3 separate regions of the Mus musculus genome follow, and regions 1 and 3 are each linked to region 2. Evidence: chromatin loops called from intact Hi-C (ENCODE). Cell type or tissue: left cerebral cortex. All regions are shown on one strand.

The links. Peaks named below come from ENCODE experiments on the same cell type or tissue, not always from the same donor. Only the 100,000 strongest peaks of a DNase experiment are listed, where the experiment ranks them.
Region 1: a loop joins it to region 2, with 7 times the contacts of the local background. A loop is called at or near these places in 8 of 42 quality-filtered maps.
Region 3: it touches region 2 in a loop (7-fold over the local background); 4 of 42 quality-filtered maps call a loop at or near these places.

Annotation. Positions count from the first base shown.
Region 1 is chr11:6,061,724-6,066,723 of GRCm38, reverse strand. It overlaps Camk2b (calcium/calmodulin-dependent protein kinase II, beta), which reads left to right and starts at 976. Exons shown (of 21, transcript NM_007595.5): 1 at 976-1,250. The coding sequence starts at 1,186. In left cerebral cortex, no CTCF peak of the experiment used is centred here; DNase peaks (open chromatin) are centred at 1,715, 2,320, 3,135, 4,124 and 3 more places; H3K4me3 peaks cover 3,950 bases; H3K27ac peaks cover 2,936 bases.
Region 2 is chr11:6,116,040-6,121,039 of GRCm38, reverse strand. All of the region lies in intron 4 of Nudcd3 (NudC domain containing 3), which reads left to right. Among named protein-coding and RNA genes, the nearest start is that of Gm46269, 30 kb to the right of the region's middle. In left cerebral cortex, no CTCF peak of the experiment used is centred here; DNase peaks (open chromatin) are centred at 269, 1,002, 1,615 and 2,902; H3K27ac peaks cover 2,163 bases.
Region 3 is chr11:5,997,285-6,002,284 of GRCm38, reverse strand. Camk2b (calcium/calmodulin-dependent protein kinase II, beta) reads left to right here. Exons shown (of 21, transcript NM_007595.5): 4 at 893-947; 5 at 4,337-4,402. Among named protein-coding and RNA genes, the nearest start is that of Ykt6, 44 kb to the right of the region's middle. In left cerebral cortex, no CTCF peak of the experiment used is centred here; DNase peaks (open chromatin) are centred at 940, 1,623 and 2,248; H3K27ac peaks cover 2,909 bases.

The DNA of each region.
Region 1 (5,000 bases), 54 kb after region 2:
AGTCAAATCGGGGATGCTGGTTGGGGGTGAGGAGGGGGCCTTGTGGAAATCCACCTGTGCCCCTGGGGGCCTGGCTCCAAACACCAAGAGTCAAATCGGGGATGCTGGTTGGGGGTGAGGAGGGGGCCTTGTGGAAATCCACCTGTGCCCTCCTTCTTCAGGGCCACTTTCAAGAGACTGGAAAGAATGGAGGCTCCTTTTCCTGGCCAGGGCAGAGGGAAAGGGCTGCCCAGGCTATCTGGGCAGGATGGCTGTGAGCTCTCAGAAGTCACAGGAGTCCCTGAAAGAGCTGAGCAGCCCACGTTTTGCTGCCTCAATCTGCACTCCGAATGTTCACCACAGGCAGAAGACATCCTAGTTGCCAGTCCTAGGAGAAGCAGGGAGAGACTCGGGACCACCTCCCTATCCATTTTCTCTCATCCCATTCAGCCTAGGAGACTCGTGGGCAGCTCTGCCACGAATAGGAAGGTGGGAAGGGTCTTATGAGGGGTATGGGGAATGGAGGAGCCCAGTGGAGGGCGACTCCCAAATGGGGTGCAGTTCCCTCCTGCAGTCTAGGGGAGGTGGGCCTTTAGGGGATAAGAGTCTGGGTTCACTGTTCAACTGCGGCAGCAGAAGAGTCAGCCCATTGGCTTGTCCGTGCAGGGCGCGGGCCTAGAGGGTCAGACGCAGTGCGTGGGCACCGTGTGGTGCAGCCCATGTGCTGGGATAGGGCGCGAGCACGGGTGGGATTGCATGGTGCGGGCGCAGTGCGGGTGCCGGCGCGGGCGCGACGGGCATGCGAGGGGAGCCGCGGTGCGGGTGCAGGGTGCGGGCGCAGTGCGCGTGCAGGCGCGGGCGCTAGTGCAGGTACAAGGCGCGGGTGCGGTGAGTGTGCGGGTGCAGGCGTGTGTACGGTGCGAGTGAGGCGCGTGCAAGGGGCGGCGGGCGGGGCGGGCGCGGCGGCGACAGCGGCGCCCGCGCCTCTGCGCGCGTAGGTGTGCGGCGCGCTCCTGGCGGGGACAGAGCGAGCAGATCTCGCGTGCGCTCGCCGCCCGGCGCAGCCCAGCCCGGCCCCCGCCCGGCGCCGCGAGCCGAGGTGTCTCCCGCGCCCGCGCCCGTGTCGCCGCCGTGCCCGCGAGCGGGAGCCGGAGTCGCCGCCGCCCGAGCGCAGCCGAGCGCACGCCGAGCCCGATCGCCACCGCCATGGCCACCACGGTGACCTGCACCCGTTTCACCGACGAGTACCAGCTATACGAGGATATTGGCAAGTAAGAGCCTCGGCGCGCGCGGGCTGTCCGCAGACCCCGGGGAGCAGGGACCCCATCGCCGCCCGCCTCGCGCGCACTGCGGCCCCGCGCGCCCCCGGCTCCTTCCAGCTGCGGGCCCAAGCGCACAGCCCCGTGCAGCCCCGACCCCCGTGCCTTGGGTTCTGGGCCCCGCTCCTCCACCGCAGTGCTTACGGCCCTGCCGGGTGCCATAGCTTAGCGGGGACCGGGACTCAGGGACATGGACGCGGCGCGGCGGGGGCGGCAGCAGGTGTCCCCCGAGCGCCGGGCAGACGTGACGCATTTGGCGGCGGGGAGGTCAGAGAGGAGCGGCACCCGGGGGCGGCTGCCAGGCCTAGAGTGCCCGAGGGGTCGGTCATGGCCTCAGGGGGTCGTCTCCGGTGTGGGCACGCTGTCCTCACCCCCACCCGAGAGGCGGGCGGCAGCGGTAGCGGACCCGCTCCGCGCCTGCTCCTCGCGTGGCCCCATCTGCTTTGGGGGAGCAGCGTGGGAGCAGCTTCTGCCTTGGGTCCCTTGGGGAATCTGGGTTCTAGAGGATTTTCCCCCCAGATTCTTCTGGAAACAAGAACTTGGAGGGGGTGGACGAGGTCAGAGAGCCAGGATCAGGCCGTGGAGTGGGGGTGGGGGTGAGAGAGTGAGGAGAGAGAGACAGGGAACCAGTTGGGCCTCTGATTTCAGGGTCATCGAGGCAGAGAGAGGCTGGCTTCTGGACCTTTTTTTTTTTTTTCCTCCTGTGGTGGGAGGGCTGAGGGGAGGGACTCTAAAGGCGTATTTCTAGTAGGGCCTCGTGGGGAACAGGTGCCCTGGCGCCAAGACGCTGCTCCGCAGTACAAGCAATATGGGGGTGAAGCTATGATTGTGAACGTCCAGACCTGGCTTTGTCCTAGGGTCTCAGAAACAGCGAAGCCCCTCAGGGGCCTGGGGCTTCCCTCTGTGATTTAAGGTGACTGCAGGGGCATCCTTAGGTGCTGGCTGCTTAACTCCAGAGCTGGATCTTCCTTCCCACTCCCTCTCCCCTCCCCCATCCGTCTTGTGCCGTGGGGGCGCTGGCGAGATTTCCTCTTACACATCCAGCCGCAAATCCTTTTTTTCCCTTTACTGAAAAAGCGTCTGAAAGCTTGTGGTGGGCGAGGGACGCTGATCACTGATAATTGTGGAGTGCCCCGCTGGAGGAGTGTGGGGGTGTGTGCATTCCCCACTCCTTCCTGCACGTGCCAACAGGATTTGGGTCAGGTCTTGGGGGGCGGGGGTGAGGAGCCAAGTGGAGTGACAGGAGGAAGTCTATACTGGATGGGAAGGAACAAGGCTGGGTGGACCCGGACAGCCATCCCAGCCTGGAGAGCTCAGCGCCCTTTCAGCGCTGTGCCTCACGCTTGCAGGCGTTGAAGAACCTTCCAGTAGCCTGTGGGGGCATGCTCTGTGAGGAAGAGGTGGTGGGCTGGGGAGTCCTCAGGTGGAGCTAAGGCAGCCTCGGGGTTATGGGGGCCAGCCCTGCAGCTCACAGATCCTCTGATGCCTCGAAGAGCTCTTCCGAGCCAGGTTCATCCCCCCACAGCTGTGTGCTGCCAGGGCAGGTGGCAGCAGTGGGAAGCCTCTCCTTCCTAGGGAACCTTCTTGTCACCTTCTCCTGTATGCCCAGGGGCTTGTCTCCCACCCTAGGCCTCTTGGTATCTTCTGAGCAGTCCACATGAGGAGCCCGTAACCTACAGACCACCTAGGTGGGCTAGTTTTCCCCGTTGGTGGGCGCTGTCCTGGGCCGAGCAGCAACATAAGGTGGCCAGCAGCACCCCCGCTGGGGAACGGCCGCTGGAGGGTGACATTTGCGGTAGACACCAGTGAGGGCTGTCACTACCAGCTCCTTCCTAGGCACAAAAGAATGGCCACTCACCCAAGTGTGGGGAGGCTCCTCAGGTGCTGGGGTGGAGGAGACACTCCAGTCAGGGACAGTCAGCTCAGCCCAGCATATCTTGGTGGAGCCTGCTAGGTGCCAGTCCCCAGGAATGGGCAAGGAAGGATGAAGGGGATGGGACCCTCAAGATACACTGTGGGAACTCAGCTCCCCCAGTAGCCATGTTGGCCATGATCACTAGTGGTTGCTGGTGCCTGCCTACAGCACAGTTGGTACTACTTCAGGGCCCCAGGTAGACACATCCAAGTTTATTTAAAGCTGTCGCCCCTGGCACCGGGTCAGGAGATGCTGAAGTCCCCTGCTTGGCCGGAGGGCTGCACCCAGGCCCACAGCTGCTCTTGGTTCTCTAGTGGCAGCTTTGGACTTTCCCCTCAGGCCCGGGCAGCAGATGGGGTGTCTGAGGAGAATGGCTCTCGGGGGTCCAGCCCTCGAGGCACCTCAATGTGTGTCTTTCTTTGTAGCTAGTTCTTGCCTCGTGGTTCATGTGCTGGGTTGCGGACACGCTGTGAACTCAGGGCCCCAGGAGAAAGCACAGTGCAAAGTGGGGGACACCATCAGTCTATGTGGACCAGCCTTGGTGTGGTTTAAATGATCTCCTATTGGATGCGTTTGAAAACCTCAGAGACCCCAGGAGCGATAACCAGTGGTGTCTCTTCTACCCAGAACTAAAACGGAGTCATCGTTTTACCTCAGTCCTGTCTCAAAATTATAGCAAGTAATTACTACAAATAAATACTAAAGAGCCCATTTTCTTCTGTCTCTTTGTCGCACTTGCACAGACACAAAGATCCCTATCAACACTAGGATTCTTCCCCATTTTCTTGTAACTTTGTAAGATTCCAGAACTGTGCTCTTGGTCAGGATAGTCTTGCAGACACACAAGGTGCTGACAGGCAGCGGCCCTGACTGCCACATGGTGATCGTGGCACGAGCACCACGTATCTATCACCCACCCTGTTCCTTACGGAGAGCTAGGCTGCCTCCTAGTCTCTCTGGTCACATGACCAATGCTGTGCGCATGTTGACTGGCACACGAGTGAGATTTGCTTTGGTGTTTGTCACTGGTGGTAGGGTTTACACATGGCAACGCTTGCCCACTTCCACTGGCTGTGAGCCCAATGCACTGGCCCTGCCTTTGGCAGGTACGAAATGATAGTGGGTGCAAAATGATTGAAAGTTCTGCGTTAACGCATGTGAATTTTCCACTTTTAGAGAGTGGTTGTCTTAATAAAATATAGGTGGTCTCCTTAGAGACTTCCGTAAGTTTTGTATATAATTTAGGGTTCATGGACACTCCTACTTTGGGGGAGAGAGCATGGGCGCCTTGGCTTTGGTATTCTTATAGTAGTGCCTAAGGTTACTCACTACCTGACCAAGCTTGGGCTGTGGAGATCACCTTTGACCTTCAGCCCAGAGAGTTCCCGCCATTCTGGGCCCTGCCCCCATGGGCCTAGACCTGACCTTAAGTGTCCTTGGCGCCATCTCCCATCCCCAGCCACCATCCAGAGCAGGTGCTGCCCACTGTCCAGGATCGTTGTCATCAGCTGTTGGTTCTTCTGACTGGGTGACCTGCTGGGTAGTTGATAAACTTGGGACCTTCCTTGTCCTGGGACTGGGTACAGGAGAAATCTTGTTCTTGCTGCATGTTTGCTTTCTCTTTCCTGCCCTGGAGAACCCCAGGCACAATCTGCCTCCTGGCCTTTGCTAGGGCTACCCTCCCCCTCCCACCAATTTGCTTGCCCCACCCCCCACCCCCTTTCACCTACTCTGTTCAGCATTGTCTTGCTCTCCCTGGGACTGGACCACTCACATGAAAGCAGGAG
Region 2 (5,000 bases):
TCTGACCTTCTCACCTCCAAGCAGGGGAGTGTAGACATGCCACTCGCTTCTCAGCCCTTCCACGTGTCCTGCTGCTTCTCCCTTTTGTGGTAGATCCCACACCAGACAGTCAGGGCAGGCAGGGGTGGCAGCTAAAACCGTGTGACAGTTCTTGCCTCCCTCCCTCCCACACTTGAGAATGTTAAATGAGACTTCTTGACTCAGGCAAGCTCCTTGCCTGGTTACAGAGATGTAAAATCAGCCGTGGCAACGGCACCAGCTACTTTTCCTGACTCTCCGTTCGGTTCCAGAAGCGAGGCACTGAGCTTGTGCATTGGCCTCGTTTTTTCCTCCCTGTGGAGAGCTGGCAAGCTGACTGCCCTCTGCATTGCGTGGGTAGCTGTAGGCAGGCGGCATGCTCTGCTTCAGGGACTATTGGACATGGCTGTGTTGCAAAGGTAGTTGGATCTGCCTGAGCAGTGAATGCCATTCCACGCATCTTCATGTACTGACATCTCACACACAAACTACTTAGCATTGTTCAGATAGCACTAGAATATTTTCTGAAGAAACAGATGTTGGAATTCCGGCTTTAAAGCTTACTTCACTGTATTTATTTATGTGGTTTTGTTTTTTCTTTTTTTTCTTTTTAGCCCTGTGAGTATTTTTATATAAGCTGTACCTCCCTGACTGTATTGAGATGATTTCCTGAAGTTATTTCTCAAAAAGTGGAACCCCAGGATAATTGCTCTGTGGCTGTCCCCGAAGGGCGCATCATTTCTAAGTGGCACTAGTGCTGCGTCAGCAGCGACACCCCTTGTCTCCCAGGACTACTTAATGTTCCTTGCCAGTTTGTCTGGGCATCTCCAGTTTTCTTTTAAGGATGAAAGGGTCCGTTGTTGGCCTTCTCTGAGTTGCAAGCCACTTTTCCTGATGTGACAACATTTCCTGGCCTATGAAGATGTCCTTGCAGGTCACTTACTGATCATGTTCATTAATCCAGAATGGAAACTACAAATTAAATTATTTTAGCATTTTGGCAAGCGCCCCAAACCTTGGTTTTATACATACTGGAATGTGAGCCCTTATACCTGTAGTGTAATGCTATCTCCAGGCTGAGGCTTGGAGATCACGCAGAAGGCAGTGACCTAAGACTGCTTGTTCCAAATGAAAGCAGGACTATGCTGAACAGTGGATGGGCCCTCAGCACCTCCTCCTGTATAGTAGGAAGAAAGTGGCACATAGCTTTGTATCATTGTGTTGTCCCCACTCTGCAAGTATAGCTGTATTCTGCCTCCCTGGGTGAGATCCATGGCTGTATCCTGTCTGACCTATGCAGCGTCTTAGTTTTTGTTTTAATTTCTTAAGCTCAGAAAGGCAGTTGATGACATTGAAAATCAGGAGACTGCTTATATCGAGCTGGCTTGCAGCATACCCATAGGAGTCAGGCTGCCCACATCTCTCCACAGTGGGTGTCGAGCTGAGCAGGTGCCCCCGCCATGCTGTCATCTCACCCCATTATCTGCCCTTGTTCCAAGGTGCCTTCCTGGAAGGAACGTCCCACAACATTCCCGTTGGCCCAAACTCAATCCCACGGGCAGCTGCGAGGAGTAAAGCCATCCTCACTGGGCACAGTGCTTCCCTGAATAGAAATGAGGTTCCGTTACTAAGGAAGGAAAGGGATAGAAATGCTGGTGAGTCATCGGCACAGATCGGGGGATGCTGAGGTAAGTTTATTCACACCGAGGGTGAAGTTTTTCTGCGAGGACATTTTGGGAGCACTGTTCAGTCAGTGACAATCTGGGGTCCCTCTGGGAAATTATTGTGTTCTGGGACCAGGCAGGTAAAGGAGGACCTGGAAAATGAGAGTGCATCCAGGAAATGGTGAGGTCACAGTGACCTTGGAAAGGGCCACCTCATTTTGCCCCAACGGTTCAGAGTGACTTTCTAAGCCACTGAGAAAGGTGGTGGCCAGGAGGCAGCAAGCAGTTTCCTTGAACAGAAGGTGCTGTCTTTAGCAGTGCCCATGCCCTGTCAGTAAGGAGAGGTCAGTGGGAGATGGGACCTCACAGGGTCCTAAGAGCTTGATGCTTATGTGTTAATGTGACAGTGTGGGAAGGCCTGGAATGAGAGGGAATGTTCTTGCAAGATACCTGCAGGTGGGCCACATACACACCTGGGTTCCTCAGGAGACACTAGACAGGGTCCTTAGCGAAGTAGAGAGGACCAGGGAAGCAGGCCAGGCTGCTACTTGAGAAGACTTACTTAGTCTTAGAAAGTAAGTCAGGGTACAGGGCCAACACAGTGGTCCTTACTCTTAAATGATTCAGAAAAAAGCATTATTTATTATGTTTTATGCAAACACATACAGAGTAGGACAGTTGCTAAATGCCTGTGTGGCTCTCTGTACTTTCAGCAATGTGTAAATTTGAAGTTTTTTGCAAATAAGAAATGAGTAGTGTTACAAACATACAAGGAAACTCAGCATCACTAGGGAAATAAAGTCAAAATTACAGTGAGATGCCTTGTATACCTGTGAGAGTGGCTGCCAAGAAGCCCATAGTGCTCAATTTGGAGGAGCTGTGGGACCCTGAACGCCTCACTGCTACTATGAGTGCCAGGTGGTGGACATAGCCAGTGTGCCCACATTGCAGCCCTAATGACCTGCTCTGTGCTCCCAAGAGGAGGAAACGCACACATCTTTACAACAGCTTCCTACCCAACCACCAAACCCTAGGAACACCTACACGGCCATGGACAGATAGTGATCACCTACATCATGGGATAGTCTTGCCAAGCATCATAGCCCACAGGATCCAGAAAGGAAGCGTGTATACAAGCCCACAAGCTGTGGTGTTCAGGGGAAGACATCCTGGACCTGGACAAGCTGGATGGCAAGATGAGCAATGCAAAATGAAGTGGAGGGAAGGCCTGGGTGTGGGTGGGTTGTAGTGGAGGCTGGAGGAGACTAAATTGCAACAGGGTGAGTTTTACTGTGTGCAAACTACACCTCCTCAAGTCTGACTTGTTACAAAGTAACAAAATGTTAAAACAAAAACAGCTAATTTAAGCAAACCATGGGACTACTTTTGCCAGGGTGTGGTCTTTAGCCAGGAACCCTTGAAATCTCTTCCATGAGCATTTTTCCTCTGTTCTCACACAACTCAGATTCTGTCTTCAGTATCAAGAATACCCTACCCTACCCTCGGAGACCTGAGTGTATTCTAACCACTTTAAGTAGTTTATTTGGAAGATTAAGTGCCCAAAGTGTCTTACCTGAGTTCCCTAGGGGTATTACTCCAAGGAAGTCAGTGATGCTCAGAAGAACGTGTCAGCTAAGACTTCTGGGACATGAAGGTATTTAAAAAGTCAAGGCTAGGTCCTGGCTGTGAGGGTAAGGAGCCAGACAGCACAGCACATGAAATGCTTCAAGGAAGCTTTGTGGCAAACAAAGGAGGCCAGGCCAAGGTAGGGGAAGATACTCATGAGCCGTCACTAACACTGCAGCCTCACTTAACCCTTGACTGCCCACTCAGAATAGTCACAGAAGCTTTGGAAATGACAGAACCTTTGGTATGGTCTCCTGCCCCAGATTCAAGAGCATCCTGAACCTTAGGGCAGAGGTCACTGAGAAAAATACTGAACCATGTATACTTGTGTATAGCCAGGCAAAAGAATAACAAGCTACGGCACCCTCGAAAATGGCTATGACAAAAACAAAACAACAACAACAAAACTAAATATCCATGAGGGAGTAGAGGGCTGGATCCTTTCCTTGTGCAGTACCAGGATGTGGAAGGAGTCCAGCTCCAGTGGGAAACGATTTGGTGCTTTCTTGAGACCTAAAGTACCATGTGAGCCAGCAATTCCATTCCTAGGTAAATACCAAAGGAAGGGAAAACAGAAACCCTTGCACATAGCAGCATTATTCACATAGCCAAAAGGGGGAGAATGGATAACAGGCTGTGGTTAATTCATCCAGTGGAATGCTCCTCAGCATGGAGAGGAATGAAGTTCTGATATGTGCCACAACACTGATGACCTTCAAAAACCTTATAATAAGTGAAAGGAGCCAACACAGAGCAATGTAAGGTTTCACTTGTGTGAAATCCAATGAGACAAAAGCATCAGTAATTGTGCCGGAGGTGTCAGGGAAGATATTTAGGAGATTTTATTATGGTAAGATGAAGAGTAATTACATCTGGCTATAGGGCTTCTTTTTGGAGTGATGTTTCAGGATACATATGTGGTTAGTTGCATACCATCATGGGTGTACCAATTGCCATTGAACTGTTGACTTTTGAAAAAAAAAGTGTTATGTAATTTCACAATAAAAAATTGTTTTAAAAATAAGGTGGCTGACATCTTTTACCAGCATAAACGAGTGATGCATTTTGGTGTTACTTGGTGATATGATATGGCTGAACCCATGCTGTCTGTACAACAGCCCTCAACTGCTCCAGTTAGGTAGTTGACATGCATACCTGACTGAGGAATGTGTGTGTTTTAGTTATAGATACTTTAAAAGCTGGTTGTTGTGGTGGTGCATGCCTTTAATCCTAGTTCTCAGGGACAGGATAATCATGGAATTATGAATTCAATGCCAGCCTTAAGCAGGTCTCAAAAGGGGATGTGGGGTGGGGTGGGGACTGAAGGGCTTGGGAGATGGTGTAGTGGGCGAGAACACTTGCTTTGTAAGCATGATGACCACACTTGTGCTGTAGGGGTGGGTGGGTGGGTGGGTGGGTTGGTTGGTTGGTTGGTTGGTTGGTTTTAACAAACAATAGCCAAAACCAGGTGTGGTTGCTTATGTCTTAAATGTGGAGTGGGGCCAGATCCCAGGAGCTCACTGGCCAGCTAGGGTCACTTTATAGGGTGGTGAGCAATAGAGGAGAATACCCAATGTCCTCCTCTGTTCTCCTTATACACAGGGGTGCACACACTTGTACTTGTGCATGCACCACAGGCACATACAAAGAGCCTGGAGTGTAGTGCAGTAGTGTATTGCTTCTCTGGTATGC
Region 3 (5,000 bases), 120 kb after region 2:
AGCACACTCGCTGGAGCCAGACCCCTGCTCCCACAGACTCACTGTAGGCTGTGTGCCCTCTGCTGCTTGGCAACCTCTCTGTGCCGATCCCTTTTCTGCAGCCTGCAGGGGTGGTTGGTGAGCAAGGTGCTCAGAACAGCCCTGGCATGCATTGCTGTTCTAGCAAAGGGCAGGATCTGCAGGTGGGAGAGCAGGGCCCAGAGTGACTCATTCCTAGAAAATCTTTACTGCTTGGTGCAGAGTGCAGCCCCAAGCCGAGACCTGGCAGCTCCCTCCCACCATCGCCATCATTCCTCAGAGCCCATCAGCCCCAGCCCAGGCCAGACAGGACTGAATACAAGTTCAGCAACTGGTGTGGTAATAGGGCCAGAGAGAGGGAAACTGTCTGAGCCTCTGAAATATACCTCACCTGGTAATCTTTCTCAGTGGAGGCCCTGTCCTGCTGAGGACAGGAAAATCGGTTTGTTTCTTGCAGAAACCTCTCCCTTGAAGACATGGCTCCTGTTAGGGCTCAGCAGTGAGCCTTTGCTGTGTTTCCCGATGGTAGGGGAAATAGGAGAACAGAAAGGGGCCAGTGGAAGGGCAAGGTGCTGCCTAGACCTCCATGGTGCTCCCTCAGGGCTCCATGGTGCTCCCTCAGGGCTCTATGGTGCTCCCTCAGGGCTCCGTGATGCTCCCTCAGGCTCAGCATGCAGCACCTCAAGTCAGCTCATATCTTCCCCCAGACCCAGGCAGCCATCTTGTCTTGGGGGAGACCCTGTGGGCCACAGAGACAAGTTCCCTGCCCCAGGCGTGCAGCACGGGTGCTGGGTGGGCCCTGACAGGGTGGCGGTGGGCAGTAGGGAATATCCTGGGCTACCTCCTGCTCCTCACGACTTCTCTGTCCCTGCAGTACGCCTCCATGACAGCATCTCTGAAGAGGGCTTCCACTACCTGGTCTTCGATCTGTAAGTGCCAAATCCAAGGACCCTCACCTTTCTTTCACTCCCAGCATGGGGCCCACAGCCTCTTCAGATTCAGGAGCAGGCCTGTCCCCACATCAGGACACTCCGAGTGCACCTCTGCAGGGGTCACCTCATTCCCAGCCACACGCAGCCTAGCCAGCGCTGATATGGCTGTGCATGGGTTTTTACCCAGTCTGAGTGTGACATGCTGAGGACGCCAACTCTGCAGAAAACCTGTCGGTTGGGACAGTGGAGGGAAGACCAGGGAGAGCAGCCATTCACTTCCCTCCATTCTGAGGCCTGCCATGCTGGGTTGGGGGCGCAGCTAGCTGATGTGAGCATGCGTGTTTGTAAGTGAGGGTGGAAGGATGCATGTGCATGCATATGTGTAGAGCTTAGAGCAAGCACAGAGATGCTTTGTGTAAAGTCCATGAGTGTACATGCATGTCTGTTTTCGAAGTGTGATTGGGTATGTTTTGGAGATACAGGCCTCTGTGTGTGTGTGTGTGTGTGTGTGTGTGTGTGTGTGTGTGTGTGTGCTTGCATGAGTGTGTGTGTGTGCTTGCATGAGTGTGTGTGTGTGCAGTAGCTGAGTGAGAAGGCGTTCGGGGCCAACTCCGCCTCTCACTTCCTGCCGGATTTAGAAGCGATGATCTCATCTCCCTTTACTCTTGGCAGCCCCTGCTAAGCAGCACTATATTTAGCTGTCTGTGAATCAGGGCTGCTGCAGGACCCTGGGCTGGGTGGGGGCCCAGGGGCTTTGGCTTGTCCTGGTGGCCTCCAGACTGCACAGCCAGGGAAACCTGGCTCTGGTACCGTTACCATGGTTACCCCATGCCCTCTGGCTGCCCTTGAGCAACAGGCTGAATGGGAACAGGAGGAGCCTTCCTAGGGCCACCTCTTAGCCCTTCCTCCCTCAAACAGCCTGACAGATGTCTGGGCCGTTGGGCATGCAGGCCTTAGCATCCTCTGCCTTGTAGCATCTTCCGGTGAAGAGCTAGGCTGCCCCTGCATGGGGTTTGTTTACTTCTCAGCTACCCCTGTGTGAGCCACAAGACCCTGCCTAGAGTGATCTGCTAGATAACAGGCTGCAGTCTGATTGAATCTGGGCTGAGACACCAGTCCTGTGGCTTGAGGTGGGGTGGGCTCTCTTTCCCCCTGTGTGCCCCAAAATCACCTTTACCACCCTTCTTCTCAAGAAACAGAGGTCTGTGGGCTGAGGGTGGTCATGATGACCAGTGGATGGCTGCACTTGTTTCAGGAGCCAAGAAGGAAAGAGAGGGTGGGGGAGGGAGGGATGTGTATATGTGACACATTTATCTCTCAGACCTCTCAGCACATGCCAGGCAGACAGCTGCAGGGAGAGACTGAGGAGGTGGGTCTGGACAGAAGGTCTAAATATCCTCCCCCCATACCTCCAGAGCCTCCAGGGTTGCAGGTTCTGAGGTGGTTTGGTAGCCCCCCAGTAGGCCTCAAGGCCTTGTCAGCTGAGAGCCCTGCAGGTTTGGGGAGGTGGCCGATACACACCATGGAAGTTACAGAGCAGAGCTTGCAACAGTGACCGCGCATGGCATCCAGCTCAGTAGAGGCCCAGCTTCCTGTCCCGTGACTCTGGACCAAGAGATGACCCTGGTGCCCACACACCAAAGCATCAGTGCCTGAACACATGCAGTAACTCAGGGAGCCTTGCCCTGGCACAGATCTGGCAAACCAAGGCTATCCTTTGAACTACAGTTTTGCACCAAGATACATTGGCCTTACACCATTTTTTCTGCCCAGACTTGAGTTTTCAAAGCCTGGTTCAAGAATTTTGTGTCAAGACTCAAACTGTCGATCACACAGCACTGGGGATAACAGCCCCTTACATGGGCTACTGCTGGACAGACTCTCCTGGTCCACATATGTGCAAACCACACATTTACAGTGTTGCTTTGCCATGGGCATTTGATGTATGGACAGAGACAAAGGGCAGGAGGGTGTGTGGGCAGAGTACACTACCTATGTTGTCTATGGTTTCATGGGGACAGGAATTCAAGTCTTTCAAGCCCTCAGCCCACCATGGAGGCCAGATACAGGCACTAAATCCACTCTGTGATGGCCCAGATCTGGCTCAAGAGAGCAGAGCATTGAATAGGGGGAGCCAGATAGTCTCAGACCTAGGATTAAGGTTCACAAAGCTGGGTGTAACCCTGGGAAGCCCTGGCTCTGCAAACTCATGTGCTTACGTGTGAAGCCCACTTAGGTGTAAAGAAACTCAGTTTTCTCGGGAAACAGGTGTGAAGAAGGAAGCATTCCATGATGGTGAACGAGTATGCCTTTGATAAGTTGTCACTATTGGGGTGTGTGTGTAAGGATGGAGATGATGGTAATGATGGTATGGTGATGGAATGGTGATGGTAGTCATGGTGGTGAGATGGTAGCAGCGATGACAATGGTGAAGGTAACAGTAGCATTGGTGGCAGTAGCAATGATGAGGTGTTAGTGATGATGGCAGCTATGGTGATGGTCATGGTGATATAATGAAGATGGCATGAGAACAGTGATGGAGGAAGTGGTGACGGTGATGGTGATGACTGTGGTGACCATGGTGACAGTGATGGTGATGACTGTGGTGGTCATGGTGACAGTGATGGTGGTGGCTATGGTGGCCATGGTGACAGTGATGGCGATGACTGTGGTGGTCATGATGATGGTGGTGACTGTGGTGGTCATGGTGGTGGTGATGGTGATGACTGTGGTAGTCATGGTGACAGTGATGGTGGTGGCTATGGTGGTCATGGTGACAGTGATGGCAATGACTGTGGTGGTCATGGTGGCAGTGGTGGTAATTAATGACTGTGGTGGTCATGGTGGCAGTGGTGGCAATGACTGTGGTGGTCATGATGGCAGTGGTGGTGATTACTGTGGTGGTCATGGTGGTGGTACTGGTGATGACTGTGGTGGCCATGGTGATGGTGGTGACTGTGGTGGCCATGGTGATGGTGATAAATGTGGTGGTGGTGATGGTGATGACTGTGGTGGTCATGGTGATGGTGATGGCAATGACTGTGGTGGCCATGGTGGTGATGATAGTAGTGGCTGTGGTGGTCATGGTGACAGTGATGACCATGACTGTGGTGGTCATGGTGGCAGTGATGGCGATGACTGTGGTGATCATGGTGATGGTGGTGACTGTGGTGGCCATGGTGGTGGTGATGGCAATGATTGTGATGGTCATGGTGATGGTGGTGACTGTGGTGGTCATGGTGATGGCTGTGGTGGTTATGGTGGCAGTGGTGGTGTGACAGTGTTCACAGTGGTGGCGGTGGTGATGATAGATAATGGTGGTGACAGTGATGGGGTATCAGGTGATGAGGATCTTCAGGATTGGTGACCATGTGCTTTCCTTGTAGGGTCACTGGTGGGGAGCTCTTTGAAGACATCGTGGCAAGAGAGTACTACAGTGAAGCTGATGCCAGGTGGGTGCAGAGCTTCATGCCATGCTTCCCTTTCCTAACCTTTGGCTCTTTCCTCATTAGTGCCACACCTGTCCCTTCTGTAACCCACGTTTGTCTTGTGTGTCACTGTCATTTCCATAGCCCCCTCAGAGGTCAGCTGAGTAAGAGGGTCAACACAGAAGTGTGGGCTGTGTAGGGAGCTGCCCGGCCTGCACATAGAGAGGCTGCCTTCTTGGAATGGTAAAGGGGAGGTGCCCTGGGCGCCATCCTGCTTTTCTCTTGGACATCCCATCCACAGTCCATTAGCTTCCCACTGATAAGCACGCAATGTGACGTGCTAAGAAAGACAGGCCAGGAACCAATCCCCATGCACAGTGACCTCCCGGAGCCACCGTGGGCCCGCCCAGCCCAAGCACACTGTACTGGTGCCTCTGCTAGAAAAGCCACCGCTGCTTCTCCTCGAAAAGCTCCTGAACGCGTGTCCACCTCGCTCCAGGGCAATGGGAAGAGGCCAGGGACACATGAAACCTTAGTTCAGGGCCAAGGGGCCATTTGTCCTCCCAGCCAGGATGCCAGTCAGAGGACTGAGCCCTGGGTCCATGTGCGGGTCTGGTGTGCG